Regions from separate parts of the Homo sapiens genome. Here all the other regions are linked to region 1. A link is a contact called in ENCODE Hi-C or POLR2A ChIA-PET data. All regions are on one chromosome and are shown on one strand. The core of a region is the stretch at or near the end of the contact, and the rest is flanking DNA. Distances in the headings are between cores, read along the strand shown.

Region 1 (3,743 bases), core at 60-2,559:
CGTCTGCCATTACGGCTGGCAAGTTTTTGTATTTTTAGTAGAGACGGGGTTTGACCATGTTGGCCAGGCTGGTCTTGAACTCCTGACCTCAGGTGATCCACCTGCCTTGGCCTTCCAAAGTGCTGGGATTATAGGCATGAGCCACTGCGTCGGGCCTTTAACTTTTTTTTTTTTTTTTTTTTTTTTTTTTTGTAGAGACAGTGTTTCGCTCTTTTTGCCCAGGCTGGAGTGCAATGGCACGATCTGGGCTCACCGCAATCTCTGCCTCCCAAGTTCAAGTGATTCTCCTGCTTCAGCCTCCCAAGTAGCTGGGATTACAGGCATGCGCCACCATGCCCCGCTAATTTTGTATTTTTAGTAGAGACGGGGTTTCTCCATGTTGGTCAGGCTGGTCTCAAACTCCTGACCTCAGTTGATATGCCTGCCTTGGCCTCCCAAAGTGCTGGGATTACAGGTGTGAGCCACTGGGCCCGGCCTAACTTTTTTTTTTTAGAGACAAGAGTCTCGCTATATAAGTCAGGCTGGTCTCAAACTCCTGGGTTTAAGCAATCCTCTCGCCTTGGCCTCCCAAAGAGCTGGGATTACAGACATGAGCCATAACACCAGGCCCAAACCTGTCTTCTAGTGCCTCCAAAACCTCTGTCGCCTCATCAGCTACTACCCTCCCTCTTCCTGTGGTTTCTCAAACATGTCAGGCACAGACCATCTCAAGGCTTTTGCATTTTCTTTTTCTTCTGGGTGGAAGGTTCCTCACCCTTGACCCTGTTATGTGTGAACAGAACTCCCTCTCTCATCTTCTCAGGTCTTGAATCCTGTCACCTTTTCAGTTAAACCCTCCCTTATTCAACGAACTAAAATTGCAAATCACTTGTCCCACACACCCTCTAACTCTCTTCCTGGATTTTTCTCCGTAGTACTTATTACTACTTGATACACTATGCATTTTTTAGTTATTTATCTTTGTTATGGTCTGTAAATTCCAGGAGGACAGGGACCTGTGTGTTGTACTACCAGGGGTGCCTCCAGCACCTAGAAGGACGCCTGGCATATGGCAGGGCGCAATTGATCTCTCTGGAGTGAGTGGATGAATGGGAGCTCAGAGGAAACATGGAAGTCTGGGAAGGCTTCCTGGAGGAATAGGCCCGCTGGCCCACACTCCCAAACCCCGCCCATGCGGCTTTGCGCTCTGCCACGCCCATCGAAGCGGGGCCGAGGCCGGAAGCAGCCCCGGGCGGAAGCCCTACCGTGCCAACTGGGCCCTCCTCCCGACCTGCCCCGGGCTCGTGCCCCGCCCACCCAAAAGTGGGTGAAAGGTCGGCGGCGCCGGCACTGCAGCTGGGGCTGAGAAGCCAGGACGGCCCGAGAACTGACAGACGGAGTGACAGACGGACTGACCATGGCCGACCAGCCAAAACCCATCAGCCCGCTCAAGAACCTGCTGGCCGGCGGCTTTGGCGGCGTGTGCCTGGTGTTCGTCGGTCACCCTCTGGACACGGTCAAGGTGCGGGAGGCTGGGTCGCAGGCTTTGGGGAGGAGGCCCGGGCGGGGCGCGGAAAGCATGGTCCCCCGCGAGGCGCGGACGCTGGGCAGAAGAGGGGCATGTGTGAGCTTCCGTGAGAAGTCTAGGGAATCTCTCTTTCAGGGGTGGGCAGGAAGCTGTACCTTGCGCCCCAAAGAGCCAGGCGGCGGCGCAAAGTGAGCAGCCTCTAACTGCCTGTCAAGAGCTCTGATGTAAAGTTCCCTGTCCCGCAGTCTCTTCTGACCCTGCGCCACTTCTTTAGGGATGGGAAGGAATAAACGTCTCTCCATAGTTTTGGTTTCAGCCAACACTAATATTATCGTTAAGGTTGAAACAGGTCCCCTGTAAAGCCTGCCCCAGGAAGACAACTAAAGACAGAGCGGTACGGTTGTTCTGGAGGTGTCCTTTGATACATTCCCCTGGGGCAAGAGTACCCATCTCTTTCGCACCTTTCCCGGCCCGGGGAGATACTTGACACTCTTCGGCCTGTCACCCAACGGTGGCCTGCTCAGCCTCCTGGGCAGAGGCATCCCTGTGAGAAGCAATGATGACCTCAGTGACCGAGCCCCTTCCACGGAAAGCAAGGTGATCAGCTTTGCACAAGGCCAGCCTCATTCTCACAACTCCCAGATGAGGAAGCTATGGTCAGACTGAGGCTTGGGAGGGAGGACGTTCATCAGGAATTGTTCTCTGGTCTTCCTCATATCATATCTCAACTATTCCCCTTGCAACACCTTCATTAATGCTTTGCTTGGGGACCAAAGTCCATCCCCCATGGCTTAGCACTCGAAGCTGCATCCAGTTTTCTCACTTTTTTTCTAGACGTAGACGTGAAGGAAATTGACAAGTCATTGCCAGGGTGGGCCTGTGGGGAGCAGACATGAGTTTTAAAAGATTGGAAGCCCATGTGAGGGGGTTTGTTAGGATGTTGGGTCAGATTTCTTCCACAGCGAAATAGTTTTGTGGGCACTTCCTCTTGGCCAGCTTGGGCAGCAAGCTCTTTGCTGCCTTTCATCCAAGAGAGGAGCTGCCCTGAAGTAGAGCTCATACTGGGGTCATTCTATAGGAAGACCAGGGTTAAAGTAGCTGGACTGGCTAGGTCATTGTGCAACATGAAATCAAATGTTTATTTAGCTGGTGGTAAATGCCATGTGTTAGTGCTTCCCAGACTGTGGTCATTCCAAGCGGCACTGTCTACTGAGGGACGATTGTCTGGCCTTTCTTCCTGCTCTTGGTCCATATAGGCAGATATCTTATTAGTTCTAGGCCTCTGGGGCCGCCCTTAAAAAAAAAAAAAAAAAAAATATATATATATATATATATATTCACACACACACAAATATTGCTCCTACCTCCATATCACCTTTGTCCTTGATGTCACTCCCAAGAAGGACTGGATGACCTCTGCACTGAAGTGCAAATAACTGAAATGCTCACTGGCATATTTAGCAACCAGAAAGCCTCTTTTTAGCTTAAACCAAAACCACAAATTGCTGACTGCTGTGTTTTTGGCCTTAGTGAGCTGGGTGGGCTCCAATCAAAGCCTGACCTTAAGGTACTTTCAGAGTTCCAAGGTTAAAAAAAAAAAAAAAAAAGGAGAAGAAGAAAAAAAAGAAGTCCAAGATAGTGTAACTGAGCTGTGGGCTGTGTGTCCTGACAAGGCAAAAGCTGCAGCGCTTCAGAGTGGGTCATGAAAAGGCTCTATGGAAGGTGGTGCGTTAGAACAGGCATTCAAGTGCTGGGTGAGTTCAGACTGAAGGAGTAGGGAGACCCAGACAGTCTGATGGGAAGGCAGGAGTGAAGGTGAGTGTGGCTTGCAAGTGGGGATCATATTATAAAATAAGACAACCTAGGCCGGTCACGGTGGGCTCATGCCTGTTAATCCCAGCACTTTGGGAGGCTGAGGCAGGTGGATCACCTGAGGTCAGGAGTTCGAGACCAGCCTGGCCAACATGGTGAAATCCCATCTCTACTAAAAATACAAAAAAAAAAAATTGGCTGCATGTGGTGGCAGGTGCCTGTAATCCCAGCTAATTGGGAGGCTGAGGCAGGAGAATCGCTTGAACCCACAGGGCGGAGGTTGCAGTGAGCTGAGATTGTGCCATTGCACTCCAGCCTGGGTGACAGAGTGAGACTCCTTCCCAAAAACAAAACAAAACAAAACAAAACAAAACAAAACAAAACAAAAACCACCTGCAAAGGACTTTAATGTTCTTGCTGGTTT
Region 2 (3,392 bases), core at 95-2,594, 1.1 Mb after region 1:
CTGGGTTCAAGCAATTCTCTTGCCTCAGCCTCCCAAGTAGCTAGGGTTACAGGCGCACGCCACCATGCCCGGCTAATTTTTGTATTTTTAGTAGAAACGAGGTCTAGCCATGTTGGCCAGGCTGGTCTCAAACTTCTGACCTCAGGTGATCCACCCGCCTCGGCCTCCCAAAGTGCTGGGATTACAGGCGTGAGACACCGCTCCCGGCCCTAATAAAACTTTGTATCACAGCTACATAAATTAAAACACTTGAAGAGCAACTATCTTTTAGGGATAAAGAGCCAACACCGGTAGAAAACGCAGCAAAGGATGTAGTTTCTGCACATCGCCTTAAATCTCTAAGATTTAAGTGTAAATTACAAGATGTAGTTAAAACCCACAATGACAGTGGGGTTACCACCTTGCAAGAAACTTCAAGGGAAATCACCAGACAACGTCTCATTTCACTCTGGCCCATAAGCTGCAACTAAAACCAGGTTGAAAGCCTGTAAGTGGCCTTCTGCAGTCTACCTGCTAGTGTATGGCAAACCCTCATGGAGTGGGGTTGTAAAGTGAAACAGCCTCTGCCTTGAAAAATCATAATTCAAGTGACCAATGTTGCTACACAACGACTAGATATGCCATATCCCTGGCTTAGGGTTTCTGAGGACCCCTGGGACTCCAGTTCACTGCAAACAAAGGACCCAACATGCATTTGGTCTTCCCCTGCTAAATGGGACAAGTTACCACCAGCAAACAAAGAATACCTCACCCCTTGGCCTCCCCCAGTGACAAGGTCGGTGCAAAAGGGGGCAAACTAGGGGGGCCAGAAGGCACCGGGCCTCCCTCTGGACGAACGGTCCGGGCAGCACCGGGAAGGAGGAGAAGTAGACAAAGGTCTCGGGGCACTCAGGAGGCTTCCTCCAGGCCCTGCCTGGGGAAACGGCGCATCCCGAGGCGAAGGCGTCGTTGCGCCAATGAAGCGGCCTCTCCCACGGCCTCCGCGGAGCCCCTGGCTGCGAGGCCCGCCCCGGCGGACCGGTCTGGCCCCCGCCCCCGCCCGGGCTCCATGGCAACGGCAGGCCGAGGCCTGGCTGCCCACGGATCGGCCGGGCCGGCTTCCCGGGCAGGCCTAGGATGCCCGGCCTGCTCCTCGGGCCCGCCGGCGTCTCCGCCCCACTCTCCGCCAGGCTGGCGGTCGGACCGGGCCCCCTCCTCACGACGACCACCCCCGGCCGCGGCAGGCTCCTCAAGAGGGCACGAAAGGGGAGAATAAAAAGCCCAATTCACCTGTTGTTACAGATGTGAAACAAGCCTCTGTGCACCGCGCATGAGCCGCGGCTCCCCCAACCACGGCCGGACTACAACTCCCAGCAGCGGCGGCGCGGCCCCTTCCGAGTCCCGTGGCGGAAGTCCCGCCACCGGCCCGGCGTTCCCCACCCGGCGTCACGGAGCCCGCCTGCGGCGCACGGCTCCGCTCCCCCGCGGGCCTGGAGCCCGGCCCCACCTGGGACTCGTCGTAGCCGCTCGGGGCACCCAGCGCCCGGGATGCCCCAGCACCCGGCCCAATGGGGCGCGGCGGCGGTGCAGGCGGGACTTCCGGCGGAGTCGCGAAGGGGACGGGTTGGCGCCGGCTGCTCTGGGGTCGCAGAGCGAGCGGGTTTGGGTGGCGGGGTCGGGCGTCAAGTTGCTGCCTTTCTCGGCGACTTAGCTGCCTGCAGTGTGAAAGCGGGAAGGGTCTTCTCGCCCTCTGCGAGCCACCCGCGCCTCCTGATGCGAATAAACAGCCCGGGTCATGGCTGAGCGGGGAACGGTTTCCAGCTCGGGCTCCGGGATTCCACCCGCCTTCCCCGCCACAGCTCGTAGCCACGCCTCTTCTCTTCCCCATCTCCCCTCTAATCTGTTTTTTTAGGGAGGTGAGCATTTTTGTCTTGTCTCCCCAGTTTGCAGGGAAGATGAAATCAACGTGTTGGTTCGTTGATTTCGTAAACTGTACAACGTTAGGCAAAGGACAAGGTGGCACTTGCTGGTCGCGGGGAGAGTGCCAGTCATAGTTGCTGGAAATCTGGAGGTCCGCCCGGCCACATCACCTCTTAGGAATGAGAAAGGGGATTGTCCCAATTACACGCTGTAGTCCTCTAGATAAGGTTCAAGTATAGGTTCAGTGGAATTCAGCTTCAAAAGGAAACAACGCAGTGGCGTAGCTCTGAAGCTGGGTCAGGATTTTACAGAGTATGGTTTTAAGATGTGGCCTTTAGGCCGGGCGTGGTGGCTCACGCCTGTAATCCCAGCACTTTGGGAGGCCAAGGCGGGTGGATCACCTGCGGTCAGGAGTTCAAAACCAGCCTGGCCAACATGGTGAAACCCCGTCTCAACTAAAAATGCAAAAAAATTAGCTGGGCGTGGTGGCGGGCGCATATAATCCTAGCTACTTCGGGAGGCTGAGGCAGGAGAATCACTTGAACCCGGGAGGCGGATGTTGCAGTAAGCCGAGATCGTGTCATTGAACTCCAGCCTGGGCGACAAGAATGAAACTTAAAAAAAAAAAAAAAAAAAGATGTGACCTTTGAGGCTGTATGAAGAATTAGTGCCATATCCCGTCACTTTTGTGTGCAAACAGTTCAACATGTATCTCTTTTCTTTCTCTCTACATTGGCTAGAAGACCGGGGTGTGGGGGTGGAACATCATTTATTCATTCAAATAATTAGTGCATCTGAACAGGGCATGGTGCTGTGTTGTGTGGAGAATAGAGAGATCCCTGCACGGACATCTGAGTGCTCTGTGTATCAGTTGCTAAGCTGGTGTGGAGGCTACAAAGGCCCTGCCTCAAGGGACTTAGAGCCTAGTAGAGAAGATGACAACATTGTGTGAAGGAAATGGAAAGTGGTAAATGCTGGAAAGGAGGTATTAGGTACTCCAAGAGTTCAGAGAAAGGAGTGGTTACTCCTGAATGGCAAAATGAAAGGAACGTGAACAAAGACATACGAGTGGAACAAGGGACAAATCCTAGGAATATTCAGTAGTTCAGTGTGACCACAGGGTTGGATGTGTGTGCAAGCTTTACAGGAAATAGAACTGAAAAACTGTTGGGGAGTGCCATACTAAGGAATTTTTACTTTTTTTGGTAAGACATTTAAAAAATTATTAGGAGAGTAAAATACTGCACTTTTTTGTTGTTGTTGAGACAGAGTCTCTACTCAGTCACCCAGGCTGGAGTGCAGTGGGGTGGTTGCGGCTCACTGCAACCTCTACCTCCCACGTTCAAGCGATTCTCCTGCCTCAGCCTCCCAAGTAGCTGGAATTACAGGTGTGCACTACCATGCCCAGCTCATTTTTGTATTTTTACTAGGGATGGTTTCACCATGTTGGCCAGGCTGGCCTCGAACTCTTGGCCTCAAGTGGTCCACACACT
Region 3 (3,565 bases), core at 558-3,057, 1.1 Mb after region 1:
TGTAGAAAATACACATTAAACTTTTTGATAGTGATGGGTATTATGTCAGCAACTTACTCTTAGATGATTCAGGAAAAGTTCTTTGTATTATATTTGCAACTTTTCTGTTAAATCTGAGAAAGTTTCAAATTAAAAACTTTTTTTTTCAGACGAGTTTGGCTCTGTCGCCTAGGCTGGAGTGCAGTGGCGTGATCTCAGCTCACTGCGATCTCCACCTCCTCCTGGGTTCAAGCAATTCTCCTGCCTCAGCCTCCCGAGTAGCTGGGATTACAGGCATGCACCACCACACCTGGCCAATTTTTGTAGTTTTAGTAGAGACGGGGTTTCACCATGTTGGCCAGGGTGGTCTGGAACTCCTGACCTCGTGATCAGTCTGCCTTGGCCTCCCAAAGTGTTGGGATTACAGGCGTGAGCTATCTCGCCTGGCCCTCTTGATCACATTCTATTAACTTTTTTATTTAATATATTTTACTGTCCGTGACACAGCCCTCAGGAGATCCTGAAAACATGTACACACCCTCATTTTTAAAAGATCTCAGAAACTTACCAGCAGTTAGTCACGTTCTCACAAGCAATTAGTTACTTGCTTCTCTGCGATCATATAGCATTATGTTCACAACTCCATTATGGCCAGTCATACTTTTTATGTTTCTGAAACAGGGTTTCGCTCTGTCGCCCAAGCTGAAGTGTAGTGAGTGGCGCGATTATAGCTCACTGCAGCCTCCATCTCCCCAGCTCAAGGGATCCTCCCACCTCAGCCCTCCAAGAGGCTAGGACCACAGGCTTGCAACACAACGCTGGCTGATTTTTGTATTTTTTGTAGAGACGGGGATGGGTGTGGTGGTCTAGAGCTCCTGGGCTCAATTGATCCTCCCGCCTCAGCCTCCCAAAGTGCTCCGCACCCGGCCAATATACCTTGTTAATAATTTAAAAATTTTCGGCTTCTATGTGGGCCATTCATTAACTCATCAAGTATTTACTGTACATCTGTTCCTTGTCTCAGGTGTTCAGGATACACCTGTGAACAAGTTAAGATTAGGTTCTCATGTAATTTATGTGGAAGGTAAATGAGAAACTAGAAACGCCGGGTCGTGGTGAGCGCTATGCAGAAAGTGTATGGGTGTGAACAGTTGTTCAAGATTGTTAAGATCTGACAACTACTTTCTGAAGTCCTTTGAAGCAGTGAATCTGAACGCGTCTCGTAAGTGCAAATCAGAAGGGAAGACCTGCTGAGGTCTCGAAAGAGCCAGTGCAAGGGCCCCTGGGGCAGGAATGAGCCGCTGTGGCTGGACCCCTGAGGGAGTGGAAGGTCTGTGAAGCCGAAAAGCCTAGGCGTGGGAGTCCCAGATGGCTGTTCACAAATGCCGCCGGGCCGCTGGGGGTGGAGGGCCTGAGGGAAAGCGGGGCCCGGCGCAGTCCCAGTCCGGGTGCAGGGCCCTCGGCCAGCACTCGATACCCTAGACAGGCTTTCCCTTGGGCATTTCTCGCACCAGGCCTTTTCCCTCCAGCGGAGGCGGGCTATGACACATAACCCACCTGCGGTTGTTGACCGCATAATGATTCGACGTCGGTAGCGAGGGAAGAGCAAGGCTCAAAAACCGGCGCTCACTAGGGCAGAATGCAGCCTACGGAGGATGGCGGAAGAGGCGGCTGAGGCCGCAGGACGTGCTATTCCAAGGCACGGCCGCACGAGTGCTACGCATGCGCGTGCGCTGGCTCGCGTCAGATACAGTGCCAGTTCCCAGATGGGGCGGGGCCGGGCGTCCGCGCCGGAAGAGGGTTGGCTGGGCGGGGCCGGGAAGCGGCAGTGGCGGCTACGCGCGCGGGGGTGCGCGCGGGAACGACCGGGAAACACCGCGAGGGCCGGGGTGGGCCAGGCTGTGGGGACGACGGGCTGCGACGATGGCCGCAGCGGCGGGCGGCGGCGGGCCGGGGACAGCGGTAGGCGCCACGGGCTCGGGGATTGCGGCGGCAGCCGCAGGCCTAGCTGTTTATCGACGGAAGGATGGGGGCCCGGCCACCAAGTTTTGGGAGAGCCCGGAGACGGTGTCCCAGCTGGATTCGGTGCGGGTCTGGCTGGGCAAGCACTACAAGAAGGTGGGTTCGCGCGCCCGTGGGGGCCGGGAGACCACGCGACCGGGGCCGGAGGCGGCAGCTGGCCTCGCGGGCCTCGGGCCGCCCCTCCCCCCCGCACGCCACGAGGGACAACAAAGGCAGGCGCCGGGCCCGCCACGCCCCCGCCGCCCGCTCTGGGCGCCCGCGATCCCGGGGCCTGACTGGGGTTCGGGGCTCTCTCCTCTGAGCCTACGCACCCATGGTGAAAGCCCCTGCTCAGTCTCGTGTGCCAGAGCAGGTCGAGCTCAGCCACTAAGCGAGTGTGACTCTCTCTCTTTTGTCAGCTGCCTTAGGTGTGTGAACAATGATCCCTAAAGACCGAGCAAGCGTGGTAAAAGCAGCTTCAAGTTTTGTTTAGAGCGTATTCAAAGTCTCGAGGGGGTTTGCTACCTGTTGTTGAATTGCTAAACGACTGGGATGATTGTATTCGTTAATTAATAACAGGCAATATGAATTCTAGGATGGATGAGAACTATTAACGACGGTTCTACCTCATCGTGCTTCTGGTTCTGTGTGGCGTGAGAGTTGATGGTCGCTTGTACGTAAAGTGTTCTAAAGGGAGGCCTTCCCCAAGAACCCAGTTTTTATTAGAGCACTTTTCTTGTGTCACCTTTATTTTCTTCGTAGTGTTTACCACATTTTGAAATTATTCATTTACTGATTTCTCCTACCTTTGGAACGGAAGTTCCGCCGAGTCAGTAGTTTTCAAAGTTTTGACTTAATCCTTTGTTTATAACAAATGTTTTTTTTTTTTCCAACTTCCCTTTTGTGTAAATATTCAGGAGGACTCCCTTAAAGGGTGTAATGAAGCAGGTAGCCGAAAAGGCTCCCCAGCCTCTGAAGTTTTCCTATCACCCTCTTTAGTTCTGTACTTTCTCCTATTGAGAATCATAGCACTGAAGCAAGGGCTTTGTTCACTGCAGTGTATCCGGGAACGTGGCTGATACTTATTGCCTTACCCTTAGTGGCTGCTTAGTAAATATTTGTTGAATGAATGAAAACATAAACTAGTTTAGGAACCTATTTTTTTGGCCTCAGCAGCTCAGTGAAGCCTGTCAGTGTTTGGCAGTTATTAGGCATGGGCAGGGATCTTGGGTTCCTTTGGCATTACACGTGGTACATTCAGAAATGACCATTTCTGGCCGGGCGCGGCTTGGAAGGCCGGGCGGGTGGATCACCTGAGGTCAGGAGTTCGAGACTAGCCTGACCAACATGGTGAAACCCCGTCTTTCCAAAAAATACAAAATTAGTCGGGTGTGGCAGCACATGCCTGTAATCCCAGCTACTCGGGAGGCTGAGGCAGGAGAATCTCTTGAACCCAGGAGGCAGAAGCTGCAGTGAGCCGAGATTGCACCATTGCACTCCAGCCTAGGTAATAAAGTAAGACTGTCTCCAAAAAAAAAAAAAAAAAAAAAACAAAAAAAAACCAAAGACCCAGAAATGATCATTT

What was found. A loop is a pair of places that touch in the nucleus more often than their neighbours do. ChIA-PET counts read pairs that join two places held with the same protein, here RNA polymerase II (POLR2A). Pooled maps may share reads with other maps.
Region 2: a loop to region 1 is called in a pooled map, with 9 times the contacts of the local background. The contact joins the promoter of DHX30 here to the promoter of SLC25A20 in region 1. A Hi-C loop is called at or near these places in 2 of 50 pooled maps. POLR2A ChIA-PET finds 5 or more read pairs at or near these places in 2 of 52 experiments (MCF 10A and activated B cell).
Region 3: a pooled map shows a loop between it and region 1 (6-fold over the local background). The contact joins the promoter of SMARCC1 here to the promoter of SLC25A20 in region 1. A Hi-C loop is called at or near these places in 5 of 50 pooled maps. POLR2A ChIA-PET finds 5 or more read pairs at or near these places in 2 of 52 experiments (MCF 10A and WTC11).

Annotation. Positions count from the first base shown.
Region 1 is chr3:48,896,448-48,900,190 of GRCh38, reverse strand. SLC25A20 (solute carrier family 25 member 20) reads left to right here and starts at 1,309. Exons shown (of 9, transcript NM_000387.6): 1 at 1,309-1,501. The coding sequence starts at 1,397. RefSeq lists a silencer at 1,569-1,758 and an enhancer at 2,339-2,388.
Region 2 is chr3:47,801,090-47,804,481 of GRCh38, reverse strand. DHX30 (DExH-box helicase 30) reads right to left here and starts at 1,344. Exons shown (of 22, transcript NM_138615.3): 1 at 1,270-1,344. RefSeq lists an enhancer at 674-1,199 and a silencer at 924-1,773.
Region 3 is chr3:47,780,135-47,783,699 of GRCh38, reverse strand. It overlaps SMARCC1 (SWI/SNF related BAF chromatin remodeling complex subunit C1), which reads left to right and starts at 1,807. Exons shown (of 28, transcript NM_003074.4): 1 at 1,807-2,097. The coding sequence starts at 1,903. RefSeq lists silencers at 1,064-1,123, 1,234-1,283, 1,694-1,913, 2,094-2,333 and an enhancer at 1,567-1,861.